Linked DNA regions of Homo sapiens: region 2 is linked to region 1. Evidence: chromatin loops called from intact Hi-C (ENCODE). Cell type or tissue: IMR-90. All regions are shown on one strand. Each heading gives the region's core, and the rest is flanking DNA. Links, peaks and the distances in the headings are about the cores only.

The links. Peaks named below come from ENCODE experiments on the same cell type or tissue, not always from the same donor. Only the 100,000 strongest peaks of a DNase experiment are listed, where the experiment ranks them.
Region 2: it touches region 1 in a loop (15-fold over the local background); 9 of 110 quality-filtered maps call a loop at or near these places.

What each region holds. Positions count from the first base shown.
Region 1 is chr19:17,848,893-17,858,865 of GRCh38, forward strand. No RefSeq gene overlaps it. Among named protein-coding and RNA genes, the nearest start is that of JAK3, 5.9 kb to the left of the region's middle. In IMR-90, for the core only: a CTCF peak has its summit at 6,865 (motif pointing left); no DNase peak of the experiment used is centred there.
Region 2 is chr19:17,344,796-17,351,645 of GRCh38, forward strand. PLVAP (plasmalemma vesicle associated protein) reads right to left here. Exons shown (of 6, transcript NM_031310.3): 6 at 6,660-6,850. Among named protein-coding and RNA genes, the nearest start is that of GTPBP3, 11 kb to the left of the region's middle. RefSeq lists enhancers at 1,296-2,257, 4,039-4,543. In IMR-90, for the core only: a CTCF peak has its summit at 1,574 (motif pointing right); no DNase peak of the experiment used is centred there.

The sequences.
Region 1 (9,973 bases), core at 4,609-8,608:
CCATTTCTGCCTGTGGTGCCCTGGGCCCAGCCCTAAAAAACCAGGTGGATCCGGCCTGGCCTCTTGGAACTTGTGATCTGGCGCTGAGACAATGAGCAAATGAAGGAGCCAAATCATCGCAGACAACAAAGAAAGCCAGGGTGTCAGGACAGGCACAGACTGGAACTTGGACCCGAGGCAGGACAGGGAGCTGGCCAGGGAAAGGGTGCTCCAGGAGGAGGGCACAGGATGGGCAAAGACCTTGAGAGGGCAGTGATCTTAGCAGCTTGAAGAGCAGTCAGGAGGCCAGGGGCAGGGGTGAGATGAGGGGGAAGGGGACTGCAGGGCGGTCAACAGGGGCAAGATCGTGGGGGGACAGGGGGATCAGGGTCTTTGGGAGAAGGGTGGGTTTTGCCTGGAGCATAATCTGGAGCCACAGGAGAGTTGGAAGTAGGAGCTGTTATAAATAGAAGAGGCAGAAGGCCCGGGCAGCATCCAAATGCAGAGACTTGGGCCAGTGTTCTTAGGATAATAGGATCAGAGCCCCGGAAGTAGAGCTTCAGGAATAGACTGACGAAGTGGTGACCGGGTACAGTGGCTCACATCTGTAATTCCAGCACTTTGGAAGGCCCAGGTGGGAAGATTGCTTGAGCCTAGGAGTTCGAGACCAGCCTGGCCAACATGGTGAAACCCCATCTCTACTAAAAATATAAAAATTAGCTGGGCGTGGTGGCATGTGCCTGTAATCCCAGCTACTTGGGAGGCTGAGGCAGGAGAATCACTGGAACCCAGGAGGCAGGCGGAGGTTGTAGTGAGCTGAGATTGTGCCACCGCACTCCAGCCTGGGCGACGGAGCAATACTCTGTCTCAAAAAAAAAAAAAGGAATAGATTTAAGAAGTTGTGGCCAAGAACAGTGGCTCACACCTGTAATCTCAGCACTTTGGGAGGCTCAGGCAGGAGGATGGCTTGAGCCCAGGTGTTCGAGACCAGCCTGGGCAACATGGTGAAACCCTGTCTCTACAAAAAATACAACAACAACAAAATAATAAGCTGGATGTGGTGGCATGTGCCTGTAGTCCCAGCTACTAGGGGAGGCTGAGGTGGGAGGATCACCTGAGCCCAGGAAGTTGAGGCTGCAGTTAGCTGTGGTCATGCCACTGCACTCCAGCCTGGGCAATGGGAGTGAGATCCCGTCTCAAAAAAAAAAAAAAAAAGACTTTTCATCTCTGTATCACCATCACAAGTCTTAACACAAAATGGTTTGGTAAGTATTTTGTTGATCTTAACTGTTCAATCAGCCAGAGGCTTATTGGACACAGCCTGTGTGCAGGGAATCGGGGACAATGCAGACCCAATCCCTGTCCAGGGGAGCTGACAGTCCAGCAGGGGAGATGGCAATAAACAAGCTATTGCCCAATAATTATATCAGTTGCCCCTGGGACCGGTCTGCTAAGAGAGATGACTGGATCTGGGAGGGCTTCCTGGAGGAGGTGGCTTTGATTCTGAAATCCAACAACAAGTGGGACTAGCCAGAGAGTGACCTGAGAATGTGGGAGTGTGGGCAGTTCTGGCAGGCAGAACAGCCCAGGCAAAGGCCTGGAGGCTTCACGAATTCACAGTGTTCCTGAGAAGAGCAGGATGTCAGGGACACGGGGGGCTGAGACTCATTTGATGGCGTGGGTAGGGCCGCGTGGGTCAAGGGAAAGAGATATAGATTATGTCCTCAGCTTAGTGGAGCTTAGTGGAGCCACAGCTGACCTGCGGCAGGAAGTGCCAAGCAGAAGCTTAGTTGTAGTGTTTTCTTTCACTTCCTGGGTGGCTTCAGCAGACGGGAATGCAACCTTATGTTCTCATCCTTGGCCTGAGGCTGAAGCCTCTGCTTTCCGGAAGTACAGTGAGTTTCTGGGTCTCTGCTACCTCCAGTGTGATGGTTTCTGCAATATTTTGAGAATAAGTAAGAGGAGATTGGGGTGAGGACCAAAGTGGTACCTTCAGCCCCAGAGAAGGGCATGTGAAGGCTCTAAAAGGAAGTTCTGGCCGGGCGCGGTGGCTCACGCCTATAATCCCAGCACTTTGGGAGGCCGAGGCGGGCGGATCGCCTGAGGTTAGGAGTTCGAGACCGGCCTTGCCAACCTGGTGAAACCCCATCTCTACTAAAAATACAAAACGCAGCTGGGTGTGGTGGCGGGCGCCTGCAGTCCCAGCTACTCAGGAGGCTGAGGCAAGAGAATCACTTGAACCTGGGAGGCGGAGGTTGCAGTGAGCCGAGATCGCACAACTGCACTCCAGCCTGGGCGACACAGCAAGACTCCGTATCAAAAAATAAATAAATAAATAAATAATTTTTTTTAAAAAAAGGAAGTTCTGGGGACAGAACCCAGAACTTGCCCGAGAAAAATGGGGCACGTCAGTGATGCAAACACCCAGATTTTTCTGCTGACAAGAAGTCCATAAATACAATCAAAGAATAAAATACAATCAAAGTGTAACTGGAAACAAAATTGAACTCATGGATAAAATATCCTCGTTATATAAGTAACATCTAGAAAGCAGTAAGAAAATGCCAACCAGTTAGGTGGATATGAATCCAGAAGTCAGAGAAAATGGAGGACAAATAGCTCTTAAACCCAGAAAAATTTCCTCAGCTTCACTTGCCAAATGAAAATTAAGAGTACAGTGAGGCAGGGCCAGGCACGGTGGCTCATGCCTGTAATCTGAGCACTTTGGGAAGTCAACATGGGAGGATCATTTGAGCTCAGGAGTTGGAGATTAGCCTGGGCAACATGGTGAGATCCGTCTCTACAAAACATACAAAAATTAGCCAGGCATGGTGGTGTGCACCTGTAGTCTCAGCTACTTGGAAGACTGAAGTGGGAGGATGGCTTGAGTCCAGGAGGCAGAGGTTGCAGGGAGCCAAGATAGTGCCACTGTACTCCAGCCTGGGCGACAGAGCGAGACTACATCTCAAAAACAAAAACAAAAATGGTAAAAGACTGAATAACTTCCTCCTGAGATTGGAAACAAGACAAGGATGTCCATTTTCACCACCTCTATTCAACATTGTTCTGGTGATGTTAGCCACTGTAATAAGAAAAGAAAAAGCAGGCTGAGGCAGGAGAATGGTGTGAACCAGGGAGGCGGAGCTTGCAGTGAGCCAAGATCGGGCCACTGCACTCCAGCCTGGGTGACAGAGTGAGACTCCGTCTAAAAAAAAAAAAAAAGAAAGAAAGAAAAGAAAAGCTGGGCATGGTGGCTCACGCCTGTAATCCCAGCACTTTGGGAGGCTGAGGTGGGAGAATCACAAGGTCAGGAGTTCAAGACCAGCCTGATCAACATGGTGAAACCCCATCTCTACTAAAAATACAAAAATTAGCCAGGCATGGTAAAAATACAAAAATTAGCCGTGCGTGGTGATGCGCGCCTGTAATCCCAGCTACTCAGGAGGCTGAGGCAGGAGAATCGCTTGAACCCGGGAGGTGAAGGTTGCAGTGAGCCAAGATCGCGCCACTGCACTCCAGCCTAGGTGACAGAGGGAGACTCTGTCTCAAAAAAAAAAAAAAAATTAAAAATTGGCAGGGTGTGATAGCTCACACCTGTTGTCCCAGCTATTTGGGAGGCTGAGGATTGCTTGAGTCAGGGAGGACAAGGCTGCAGTAAGCCATCATCACACCATTACACTCCAGTCTGGGCAACAGAGCGAGATCCTGTCTTAAAACAAAAAAATATATGAGAAAAATAAACAAGTCAGGTGTGGCTGGGCATGGTGATACATGCTTGTAGCCTCAGCTACTGGAGAAGCTGAAATGGGAGCCCAAGAATTTAAAGGCAACATAGCAAGATTCTGTAACAAGCAAAACAGAATAAAATAAGTAATAAAAAAAAGGTAAATAAAACTGTTGCTATTTGCTGATGATATGATTGTTTATGTCAAAAACCCAAGGGAATCTATAAGACAACTACTGAAATTAATACATAAATTCAGCAAGTTACCAGGTTTAAAAAGTCCGTTGAATTCAATACAAAAGTCAATTGAATTTTTATACACCAGCAGCAAACAATTGGAACATAAAAAAATTTTGAAAAATTTCCTTTGCAGCAGCACTGAAAAAGATAAAATACTGTGATGGTCTGAGAGTTTGCGTCTCCCCAAAATTAATACATTGAAATCCTAACCTCGAAGGCGGTGGTATTCAGAATCGGAACCTTTTAAGAGGTGATTAGATCATGAGGGTTGAGCTCTCATGAATGGGATTAATGCCCTTATAAAAGAGGCCCCTAGGCTGGGCATGGTAGCTCACGCCTGTAATCCCAGCACCCTGGGAGAATTGCAGGCTGGTCTCTGACAAACAACTTGTGTTTGAGACCAGCCTGGGCAATGTGGCGAAACACCACCTCTACCAAAAAAAACACAAAAATTAGCTGGGCATGGTGGTGCACACCTGTAGTCCCAGGTCAGGAGTTTGAGGCCAGCCTGATCAACGTGGAGAAACCCCATCTCCACTGACAAAACAAAATTAGCTGGATGTGGTGGTGCATGCCTGTAATTCCAGCTACTTGGGAGGCTGAGGTGGGAGAATCGCTTGAACCCAGGAGGTGGAGGCTGCGGTAAGCCGAGATCACACCATTGCACTCCAGCCTAGGCAACAAGAGCAAAACTCTGTCTCAAAAAAAAAAAAAAAAAAAAAAAAGGCCGGGTGCAGTGGCTCATGCCTGTAATCTTAGCACTTCGGGAGGCCAAGGTGGGTGGATCACCTCAGGTCAGGAGTTCAAGACCAGCCTGGCCAACATGGTAAAACCCCGTCTCTGCTAAAAATACAAAAATTAGCTGGGTGTGGTGGCGCACGCCTGTAATCTCAGCTACTCTGGAGGCTGAGGAAGGAGAATCGCTTGAACTCGGGAGGTGGAGGTTGCAGTGAGCTGAGATCGCGCCACTGCATTGCACTCAAGGTTGCGTGACAGGAAAGAGGCTACATCTCAAAAAAAAAAAAAAAAAAAAAAGAAGGCCAGGGACCTGGAGTCCGGAGTGCATACAAGTGGGTGGCTTTGCAGTGTTTTGAGGACCAACGGTCAGAAACCAAGATTTGGGTGTCTTGGGCCCAGCCTTGGGAAGGCACTGGTGCCAGTAACTGAGATGAGGGAAAGAGTGGGAAGGATGAGGCACATCAGCATTGTGAACGCTCCGTGATCCAAGCTGTGGCTTGGCCCAGGATCCTGGATGAACAAACTGGTGCCTTCAAAGTCCCTGGGAAAAAGACAGGGGGGACAGGGGTGCCCTTGGACAGCCCTGCTAACCAGGAACTCCTCGCCTGGGCCCCACTGGATGGTGATAACAGAGACACAGAGTAGCCCAGGACCAGCCTGCTCAGGTCAGATTCCTGCATGGCCCGAGGTGGGGGCAGAGGAATCCTGCCAGGCCAGGTGTGTCACTAGGAAGCCGGGGCCACGGCATCACTCAGGCACCGACAACATGTAAAAGAAAGAAAAATAATAAAGCTTTTTTTTTTCTTTTAAATTAAGACAGTTTCACTCTGTTGCCCAGGCTGGAGTGCAGCGGCATGATCTTGGTTCACTGCAACCTCTGCCTCTAGGGTTCAAGTGATTCTCGTGCCTCAGCCTCCCGAGTAGCTGGGATTACAGGTGTGTGTCACTGCACCCAGCTAATTTTTGTATTTTTGGTAGAGACGGGGTTTCACCATGTTGGCCAGGCTGGTCTCGACTCCTGACCTCAAGTGACCTGCCCGCTTCAGCCTCCCAAAGTGCTGGGGTTACAGATATGAGCCACTGTGCCCAACCAAAAAGAAAAATAATAAAGCTCTGGGCCGGGCGCGGTGGCTCACGCCTGTAATCCCAGCATTTTGGGAGGCTGAGGTGGGTGGATTATCTGAGGTCAGGAGTTCAAGACCAGCCTGTCCAACATGGTGAAACCCCGTCTCTACTAAAATTACAAAAATTAGCCGGGCGTGGAGGCAGATGCCTGTAATCCCAGCTACTCAGGAGGCTGAGGCAGGAGAGGATGGCTTGAACCCAGGAGGCAGAGGCTGCAGTGAGCTGAGATTGTGCCACTGCATTCCAGCCTTGGCAATGGAGTGAGACTCCGTCTCAAAAAAAAAAAAAAAAAGGAAACAAGAAACCCTGTCTCTACAAAAATTAGCCAGGCATGATGATGGGTGCCTGTAATCCCAGCTACTCTGGAGGGTGAGGCAGGAGAATCGCTTGAACCTGGGAGGCAGAGGCTACGGTGAGATGAGATCACGCCATTGCATTCCAGCCTGGGGAACAGAGTGAGACTCCATCTCAAAAAAAAAAAGAAACTAAAGAAAAATAATAAAGCTTTGAAACAAACAGCACATCACGACCCGTGCCCTTCCCCACCCTGGCATGCCCCTCCCTCCACTCCAACCCAGGCCTTGAAGGCAGAAGCACGAGGCCCCAAGGCCAGGGCTGGGTCTCAGGGATCTCCCTCTCGTCTTCTTCCTCCTCCCCTGTCCTCCCTAAATTCCTTTTCCTGCCCCGTTCCTGCTGTCCCAGGATCCAATTTGTGCTCCAGGCTGCGCTCTGCCCTTTCCAGCATCTCTTTCCACCTGCTTGTAGCCGCTCAGCACTTTGGGGAAACTGAGGCCAGAGCGGTGAGTTCCAGCACAGAGGGAAGGGCAGGGCCTCAACCTTCCCAGTCCAAACAATCATACGCCATTTAAATCTCACAACAACCCTAAAAGCTGGCGACTATTATTGGCCTCATTTTGTGGAAGGGGAAACTGAGGCCCAGAGCGGCAACGCGGCCAGCGAACCATCGGTAAGATTTGAACCTGGTTGTGTATCATTCAACGGTCTAGCGCTTGGCCTCAGCTGGGCCACCGCAGATGGGACATGGTTCTGCTGCCACCTGGTGGACACTCGCGGCAGCGCTGTTGGGATAGAGCCGCCTCTCACCTGACGTCCTGCCCCGAAAAGCCCAGCCAGAGGAGGGCTGACCTGCTCCCCTGGCCTCCCTGCCCCGCATCACGCCCATCAGTTTTCCGAATTTTCACAGTCTAAGTGTCCACCAGGAAGGGACTGGGTAACTAACCACCTGTGCTACAGTTGGGCTAAAGATTTTAGTGCAAAAGTTAATTTGCCCACCTCACAAGAAATACTAAAAAAATGTATATTTTTTCGAGACAGAGTCTCACTCTGTTGCCCAGGCTGGAGTACAGTGGCACAATCTCGGCTCACTGCAACCTCCGACTCCCAGGCTCAAGCGATTCTCATGCCTCAGCCTCTCAAGTAGCTGGGACTACAGGCACCCGCCACAATACCCAGCTAATTTTTGTATTTTTTAATAGAAGCGGGGTTTCACCATGTTGGCCAGGCTGGTCTCGAGCTCCTGACCTCAGGTGATCCACCCACCTGGGCCTCGCAAGGTGCTGGGATTACAGGCGAGAGCCACCGTACCCACCCAAAATAAATTCTTTAGGCTGAAAACAAGGGACCCCAGACATGTATTCCAATCCACGTGAAAATCTGAAGAACACATATAAAGGTAATGTATGTAATTTTAAAAGATTGCATAAGGCCGGGTGCTTTGGCTCACGCCTGTAATCCCAACACTTCAGGAGGCTGAGGTGGGCAGATCAATTGAGCCTAGGAGTTCAAGACCAGCCTGGGCAACACAGAGAGACCTTGTCTCTACAAAAAATACAAAACTTGGCCGGGCACGGTGGCTCACACCTGTAATCCCAGCACTTTGGGAGGCCGAGGCGGGTGGATCACGAGGTCAGGAGTTTAAGGAAAAAAATATAAAACTTAGCTGGGTTTCATGGCATCCGTCCTAACTACTCGGGAGGTCTGAGGTGGGAGAATCTCTTGAACCTGGGAGTTCGAGGCTGCAGTGAACAGAGATCTCGCCACTGCACTCCAGCCTGGGCAACAGAGTGAGATCCTGTATCAAAAAAATAAGGCTGGGCACAATGGCTCACGCCCATGATCCCAGCACTTTGGGAGGCCGAGGCAGGCAGATCACGAGGTCAGGAGATTGAGACCATCGTGGCTAACATGGTGAAACCCCATCTCTACTAAAAATACAAAAAATTAGCCGGGCATGGTGGCGGGCACCTGTAGTCCCAGCTACTCGAGGGGGCTGAGGCAGGAGAATGGCATGAACCCGGGAGGCGGAGATTGCAGTGAACTGAGATCACGCCACTGCACTCCAGCCTGGGTGACAGAGTGAGACTCCGTCTCAAAAAATAATAATAATAAATAAATAAAAATAAGATCTGCCAGTGACAGTGGCTCATGCCTGTTATCCCAGCATGTTCGGAGGCCATGACGGGCAGACCACTTGAGGTCAGGAGTTCAAGACCAGCCATAGCCAACATGGCGAAACTCTTGTCTCTACTAAAAATTAAAAAAAAAATTAGCCAGGCATGGTGCCGCACATCTGCAATTTCAGCTACTTGGGAGGCTGAGGCAGGAGAATCATTTGAACCTGGGAGGCAGAGGTTGCAATGAGCCAAGATTGCACCACTGCCCTCCAGCCTGGGTAATGGAGTGAGACCCTGTCTCAAAATAAATAAATAAAAATAAAATGTAGCATAAATGCAAATTTCTTCTCTCTTTGCCTCTTAACATATTTAAAAAGCAATTGTACAAAACTATATATTGGCCGGGCCCGGTGGCTCATGCCTGCAATCCCAGCACTTTGGGAGGCTGAGGTGGGCATATCACCTGAGGTTGGGAGTTCGAGACCAGTCTGGCCAACATGGTGAAACCCCCTCTCTACTAAAAATACAAAACATTAGCCGGGTGTGGTGGTGCACGCCTGTAATCTCAGCTACTCAGGAGGCTGAAGCAGGAGAATTGCTCGAACCTGGGAGGTGGAGGTTGCAGTGAGCCGAGATCATGCCACTGCAATCTAGCCTGGGTGACAGAGCGAGACTCTGTCTCAAAAAAACAAAAAACAAACAAAAAAACAGGCTGGGTGCGGTGGCTCATGCCTGTAATCCCAGCACTTTGGGAGGCCGAGGCGGGTGGGTCACCTGAGGTCAGGAATCTGAGACCAGCCTGGCCAACCCAGTAAAACCCTATCTCTACTAAAAATACAAAAAATTAGCCAGGCGTGGTGGTGCACGCCTGTAGTCCCAGTTACTCGGGAGGCTGAGGCAGGAGAATCGCTTGAACCTGGGAGGCAGAGGTTGCAGTGAGCTGAGATCACGCTGCTGCACTCCAGCCTGGGCGACAGAGCTAAACTCCATCTCAAAACAACAACAACAACAACAACAAACTATATATTAATTGTATTGTTGGGTCTACAATATAGAGAAAGGTAACATATTTGACATTAACGGCACAAAGGAGGTGAAGGGAGCCAAGTTGTACTGGAATAAGAAAATCATTGGGCCGGGCGCGGTGGCTTACGCCTGTAATCCCAACACTTTGGGAGGTGGAGGCAGGCGGATTACCTGAGGTCAGGAGTTCGAGACCAGCCTAACCAACATGGTAAAACCCTGTGTCTACTAAAAATACAAAAATTACCTGGGCATCGTGGCGGGCGCCTGTAATCCCAGCTACTCTGGAGGCTGAGGCGGGAGAATTGCTTGAACCCAGGAGGCAGAGGTTGCAGTGAGCCGAGATAGCGCCACTGCACTCTGGCCTGGGGAAAAGAGTAAGACTCAGTCTCAAAAAATAAAAGAAAAAGAAAAGAAAAGAAAATCACACCCAGTAGTGACTTGAATCCACAAAACCAGATTAAGAGAACCAGAAATGCAAAATAAGAAAATGAAAATAAAAAATTGCATGCTTGCTGTCCTTTATTTTCTTTCTTTCTTTCTTTCTTTTTTTTCTGAGTCGGAGTCTCGCCCTGTCTCCCAGGCTGGAGTGCAATGGCCAGATCTCGGCTTACTACAACCTCCATCTCCCAGGTTCAAGCGATTCTTCTGCCTTAGCCTCCCGAGTAGCTGGGATTACAGGCGCCCGCCACCACGCCCGGCTAATTTTTGTATTTTTAGTAGAGACGGG
Region 2 (6,850 bases), core at 1-4,000, 510 kb before region 1:
GATAGAGTCTTTGCTCTTTTGCCCAGGGTGGAGTGGCATGATCTCAGCTCACTGGCAACCTCTGCCTCCCAGGTTCAAGCGACTCTCCTGCCTCAGCCTCCCGAGTAGCTGGGACTATAGGCGTGTGCCACCACGCCTGGCTAATTTTTGTATTTTTAGTAGAGACGGGTTTCACCATGTTGGCCAGGCTGGTCTCAAATGCCTGGGATTACAGGCGTGAGCCACCGTGCCCAGCCTTTTTTTTTTTTTTCTTTAAGTAAAGATGGGGGTCTTGCTGTGTTGCCCAGGCTGGTCTCAAACTCTTGGCCTCTGGTGATCCTGAGACCTCAGCCTCCCAAAGTGCTGGGATCACATGTGTGAGCCACCGTGCCTGGCCTGATGGCTTCTTTGAAGCTCATAAAGAGGAGAAGTGACCTAGTCAGGCAACTTAAAGTGGGCTGCCTGGCAGAGGTGATGAGTGTTGAGATCTGAATGGTGAGGATGTCAGATGGAGGAGTCTGGGGAGGGCACCCCAGGCAGAGGGCACTGAATATGCAAATCCCTTCATATGCATATCCCACTGACACATATTTCACTGGATTACATATCCCACTGATTCAGGAACTTCGCGGTGTGTTCAAGGAATAGTGAGATGGTCAGGTTTTTTTGTTGGTTTGTTTGCTTTTTTTTTTTTTTTTTTTTTGAGACAGGGTCTTGCTCTGTCGCCCAGGCTGGAGTGCGGTGGCGTGATTGTGGCTCACTGCAACCTCCGCCTTCCAGGTTCAAGCAATTCTCCTGCCTCAGCCTCCCAAGTAGCTGGGATTACAGGCATGTGCCACCACGCCCGACCTTTTTTTTTTTTTTTTTTTTTTTTGACAAGGCCTCTCCCTTTCACCCAGGCTGGACTGCAGTGGCTCGATCATGGCTCACTGTAGCTTCCATCTTCTGGGCTCAAGTGATCCTCCCACCTCAGCCTCCTGAATAGCTAGGACTACAGGCATGCGCCACCACGCCCAGCTAATTTTTAAATTTCTTTTAGAGATGGGTTCTCACTATGTTGCCCAAGCTGGTTTTAAGCTTTTGGGCTCAGGCAATCTTCCTGCCTTGGCTTCCCAAGGTGCTGGGATTACAGGTGTGAGCTACTATGCCTGGCCCTTTTTTTGGGGGGGGGTTGGGGTGGGGTCTCACTCTGTCACCCAGGCTGGAATGCAGTGGTACAATCATGGCTCACTGTAATCTTCAACCTCCTGGGCTCAGTTGATCCTTCCACCTCGGCCTCCTGAATAGCTAGGACCACAACCACCATGCCCGGCTAATTTTTAAATTTTTTTCATGGAGACAGGATCTTGCTATGTTGCCCAGGTTGGTCTCAAACTCCTGACCTCAAGTGATCTGTCCGCCTCAGCCTCCCAAAGTGTTGGGATTACAGGCGAGAGCCACCGCGCCCGGCCAGAGGTGGTCAGAGTGGCTGGAGCAGAGGAAAGGAGGAGAAAGAGGAGGGAGACCATTGGAGAAGGGATGGATGGAGGGGTCTGATAGGCAGAGGTTCGTCTGAGATTCTTCGGGGAGCCTGACGTGGCGGGGACCGACCAGCAGAGGGCGCGTCGCGCTAAGTGAGGCGGTCCCCAGCAATCCTCCCATCAGCGCTCCCGGTGCCCCACCCTCAGCGGATCTAGGCCTTCCGCATTCACCTGGTGGCATGTGAATGGTTAACTTCCCCTGACTGGGGTGGAAACTGAGTCTCGAAGAGAATCAGGATCTTTTCTGGAATCAGAAAAAGATCTCCACCTCCAGTGGTTGAATATACAAACTCTGATTTCAGTGGACACAGAGCCTGGGAGGCATCCGCGGCAGAGAGAGGGCACGAAAAGGGCCTAAGGAGGCCCGCAGAGTTTCTGACCACCCAACTGAAGGAGACCTCAGGGCCGGGCGCGGTGGCTCACGCCTGTAATCCCAGCACTTTGGGAGGCCAAGGTGGGTGGATCACCTGAGGTCAGGAGACCAGCCTGGCCAACGTAGTGAAACCCCGTCTCTACTAAAAATACAAAAATTAGCCGGGCGTGCTGGTGCATATCTGTAATCCTAGCTATTCGGGAGGCTGAGGCAGGAGAATCATTTGAACCTGGGAGGCGGAGGTTGCAGTGAGCCAAGATGGCGCCACTACACTCTAGCCTGGGAAACAGAGTGAGACTCCATCTCACATTAAAAAAAAAAAAAAAAGAAAAAGATCTCCACCTCCAGTGGTTGAAGATAGAAACTCTCTGGTTTCAGGGGACACAGAGCCTGGGAGACATCCCGGGCAGACAGAGGGCATGACAAGGGCCAAAGGAGGCCACCAGAGTTTCCCAACCACCCAACTAGAGGAGACCCAGGCCTGATTTTATTTACAGGGTTCCTGGCAGTATGTCACTATTTGTTCATTTCCTTGCTTGTTCAACCAAATCAACAAATTGGGGCTGGAGGGGCGGTGGCCAGAGTGGAAAGGGTCACACCATGAGCTGAGTCCACAGATGTTACTATTGGCCCCATCAGGAAACCAAACCGATGCCCAGAGAAGAAAAGCAATAATGTAGATCTGGGCGTGAGGGGTGGGCTTGAAGTGGGGAGGGTCCTGAAGGCTCCCAGGAGGGGTGAGCTGGGCCTGTGCCTGGGTGGGATTGGAGATGCTCTTTGGACAGGATGCTGGGGCCCCGCCTGCCTTCCCTGGGGCCCTGGCACACAGCTGGCCTGAGGTCCTTGGCTACAATCCTTTTTTTCCAAGAAGGGTGAGGTGGTTTGTGGGAAGCAGCCATGGGGGTTATTTATAGAGGCTGCAGGAAATCCCCAAAGAGTCTGAGACTCGCCAGGCGGTTGGACCTCAGGGTCAGGAAGGGGGCCTGATCGGCCAATTGCTCGACCCCCACCCCCTGTATTCAGCCCCCACCCGGTTCCTGAGGAGTCACCAGCCTGGGACAGTCAGAGCTTTAGGGTCAGAGCTGGAAAGAGGGAGGGATGAGGCTGGGAGAGAGGTTTCCAAAAGGGGAAGCAAGGGCTATATCTGGGACTTCAAGAAAGGCTGCCTGGAGGAGGGGGTCTCTGGAGCTGGGCTTCAGAGGTAGAAGGGTTCGTTAGACATGAAAAAGACTTTCTAATCCAAGGGCACAGCACAAATTAATGAATGTTGAGTCTTTTACAAAGAATTAAAAAGTCCAGGATAGGAGGAGGCAAAAGGGGAGTCACAGATGTGCTAAGGAGTTAGACTTTGTTCTAAGGGTAATAGGGAGCCATGGAGAGTGTGTGAGCAGGAGAGGGACTTGGACAGAGTCTGTAATGGAAAGACTCCTCTGGACCAGCACAGGAGCCATACCAGAGGCAGCAGCTGAGGTGCAAGTGTACAGGGGCTGAGCCAGGGCCAGGTCACTGGGATCGGTTAGAGGGATGATGGCTCCTGGAATGCTCTGGAAGGCAAAACAGACAAAGGACCAGAGGCCTGTGCCCATGTGTCTGGAGAGTTTAGAATTATTACTATTATTATTTTAGAGACAGGGTCTTGCTCTGTCGCCCCGGCTGGAGTACAGTGGTGCAATCCTAGCTCACTGCAGCCTCCAACTCCTGGACTCAAGTGATTCTCCTGCCTCAGCCCCCCAGGTAGCTGGGACTAAAGGTACGCACCACCATGCCCAGCTAATTTTTAAATTTTTGCTAGACATAGGGTCTTGCTAAATTTCTCAGGCTGGTCTCAAACTCCTGGACTCAAGCGATCCTCCTATCTCGATCCCCCAAAGCGCTGAGATAATAGCCATGAGCCACCGTGCCCAGCCCTAATACAACTTTATTTATAAAAACAATGCCTGACCTTAGAGTTATTATTATTACACCCAATGCTTGGATGAGAAAATGGAGGCTAGGATTGACTGAGCCAAGATTCAAACCCAGGGATGTTTGGCTCTGAAATCCTAAATCAGGTCTTCTGGGATGGTTAGGACTGGCTGGCATCAATGTCTCCCCCTAAGGACTCTGGGCTGTCTGGCAGTAGGCTTAGGGGCAGGGATGTCCCCGCTTCCTTGGGGCCTCCAGCTCAGCCCGTCTGGGCGGTCTGGCCAGGCTGACCCCCCTACTCTGTCTTGGCAGAGCCCCAGCTGAGCGCTTCCTGCGGTGACCATCTCTCGCCCTTGTTTCCGTATCCCGGAAATATCGTTCCTTTGTCCCTCCAGACTAGCCTGCCCTAAGCGTGGCGCTGCCAGCTCCCAGGTCCTTGTGACTCATCCGTCCCAGTCCAGGACCCCAGGGGATGGGCTGGGAGGGAATTGAGGGATTGAGAGGATGGGAGGTGTTGGGGGAGGAGACAAGCTGAGATCCTAGCCAGTGATTTCTTTCTTTCTTTCTTTCTTTCTTTCTTTCTTTCTTTCTCTCTCTCTCTCTCTCTCTCTCTCTCTCTCTCTCTCTCTCTCTCTCTCTCTCTCTCTCTCTCTCTCTTTCTTTCTTTCTTTCTTTTTTTTGAGATGCAGTCTCGCTCTGTCGCCCAGGCTGGAGTGCAGTGGCGCGATCTCGGCTCACTGCAACCTCTGCCTCTTGGGTTCAAGCGATTCTCCTGCTTCAGCCTCCTAAGTAGCTGGGACTACAGGCATGCACCATCACGCCTGGCCAATTTTTTTGTATTTTTAGCAGAGATGGGATTTCACCACGTTGGTCAGACTGGTCTCGAACTCCTGATCTCAAATGATCTGCCCGCCTCAGCCTCCCGAAGTGCTGGGATTACAGGCATGAGCAACCATGCCCGGCCCTAGACAGCGATTTTAAGGCTGTTTTTCCTGATGGCCATTGGCTTTATGTCCTGAAGTTTTTACTTGTTAGAGATAAAGCCCCAGGGATGGGGTTACAGAGTCAAAGTTTTGTGCATTCATTCATTTGAGACAGGGTCTTGCTCTGTCACCCAAGTTGATGCATAGTGGTGGAATCAGAGCCCACTGCAGCCTTCAGCTCCTGAGCTCAAGCAATTCTCCCACCTCAGCCTCCCAAGTAGCTGGCACTACAAGAACGCACCATCACACCTGGTTTTCTTTAAATTTTTTGTAGAGACGAGGTCTCGCTATGTTGCCCAGGCTGACCTCGAATTCTGGCGCTCAAGCGATCCTCCTACCTAGGGCTCTCAAAGTGCTGAGATTACAGGAATGTGCCATTGCACCCAGCCTGATTTTATTACGTTTCACTAAACTAGTTTCTGGAAGGGCTATTACAGGACTTGAATTTCTACCAGTCTTGTAGGAAAAGGACCTTTTTTCTACACCTTTACTTGCAGTAGGTGTTGGGTGTTATGACCTTGAAAAGACATTTTCCCAGTCTGCTGGGTGCAATGTGATTTCCCTGTGTTCTTTCGATTTGCTTTTCCCTGACTACTGGCTAATTTAGTGATAGCAGTGAGCCAAAGTGTCTTTAAACTGGACACTGGTACCTTTTCTGGAGAATTCTTTGCAAACCTAGAACTTTCTTTCTCTTTTTTCTTTCTTTTTTTTTTTTTTTTTTTGAGACAGGGTCTTGCTTTGTTGCCCAGGCTGGAGTGCGGTGGCGTGATCTCGGCTCACTGCAACCTCCGCCTCCTAGGGTTCAAGAGGTCCTCGTGCCTCAGCCTCCCGAGTAGCTGGGATTACAGACGCACACCACTACGCCTGGCTTTGTGTTTTTTTGTAGAGATGGGGTTTTGCCATGTTGGCCAAGTTGGTCTTAAACTCCTGGCCTCAGGTGATCCACTCACCTCAGCCTCCCAAAGTGCTGGGATTATAGGGACTACAGGCGTGTGCCACCATGCCTGGCTAATTTTTAAAATCTTTTGTAAAGACAAGTTCTCACTATATTGCCACAACTGGTCTTGAAATCCTGGGCTCAAGCAATTCTCTCACCTCTGCCTCCAGATTAGCTGGGTCCACAGGTGCACATCACCATGCTTGGATAATTTTTAAGGTTTTTGTAGAGACAGTGTCTTGCTATGTTGCCCAGGCTGTTCTTGAACTCCTGAGCTCAAGCGATCCTCCAGCCTCAGCCTCCCAAAATGCTGGGATTACAGATGTGAGACATCTTTCTTGGCCTGCTGTTTAAAGGAAACACTAAATTTAACAGCATTGCCGTCATGATGCTGTGCCTTGTAGCCACTGCATTAAACCCTCTTTGGCTATGACTCTGCTATTTCCCTTTGTGTATAGAGATGCCTGTGCCTTGGGGGCTGCTGGTGTCCCCCAACGTTTGTTCCAGGTTGAAGGGTCTTGTGGCCTGGAGGAGTTGGGGAGGAGGTTCCCTGGCTTTCATCTTCTTTCCAGTCTTTTCTCCTTCATAGCCATGTGGTACTTTTGTTGTTGTTGTTGTTGTTGTGTTGTGTTTTGTTTTGTTTTTTGCTCTGTTGCCCAGGCTAGGGTGCAGTGGCTCGATCTTGGCTCACTGCAGCCTCCACCTCCCGGGTTCAAGAGATTCTCCTCCTTCAGCCTCCCGAGTAGCTGGGATTACAGGCGTGCATCACCACGCCCAGCTAATTTTTGTATTTTAAGTAGAGATGTGGTTTCACCATGTTGGCTAGGCTGGTCTCGAACTCCTGACCTCAAGTGATCCTCCCGCCTTGGCCTCCCAAAGTGTTGGGATTACAGGCGTGAGCCAGCATGCCCAGAAACCATGTGGTACCTTTAAAAGCAGAAATCACGCTTCTGGAGTCTTTGAAGGATTTACTAATATTTATTAAGTGCCACCAACATTTCAACGGGCCACAGGCAGGGCTGGGAGTTGGGGGAGAAGGAGTGGCTCCCCTCCCGACAACAGGTGACCCTCACCCCCGGCTCAGGGCCCCGAGGGGGTCCTGGAAACACTCACGCTCAAGGAGCGGAGGTGAATGGCTTCCTGTTCTCACCTC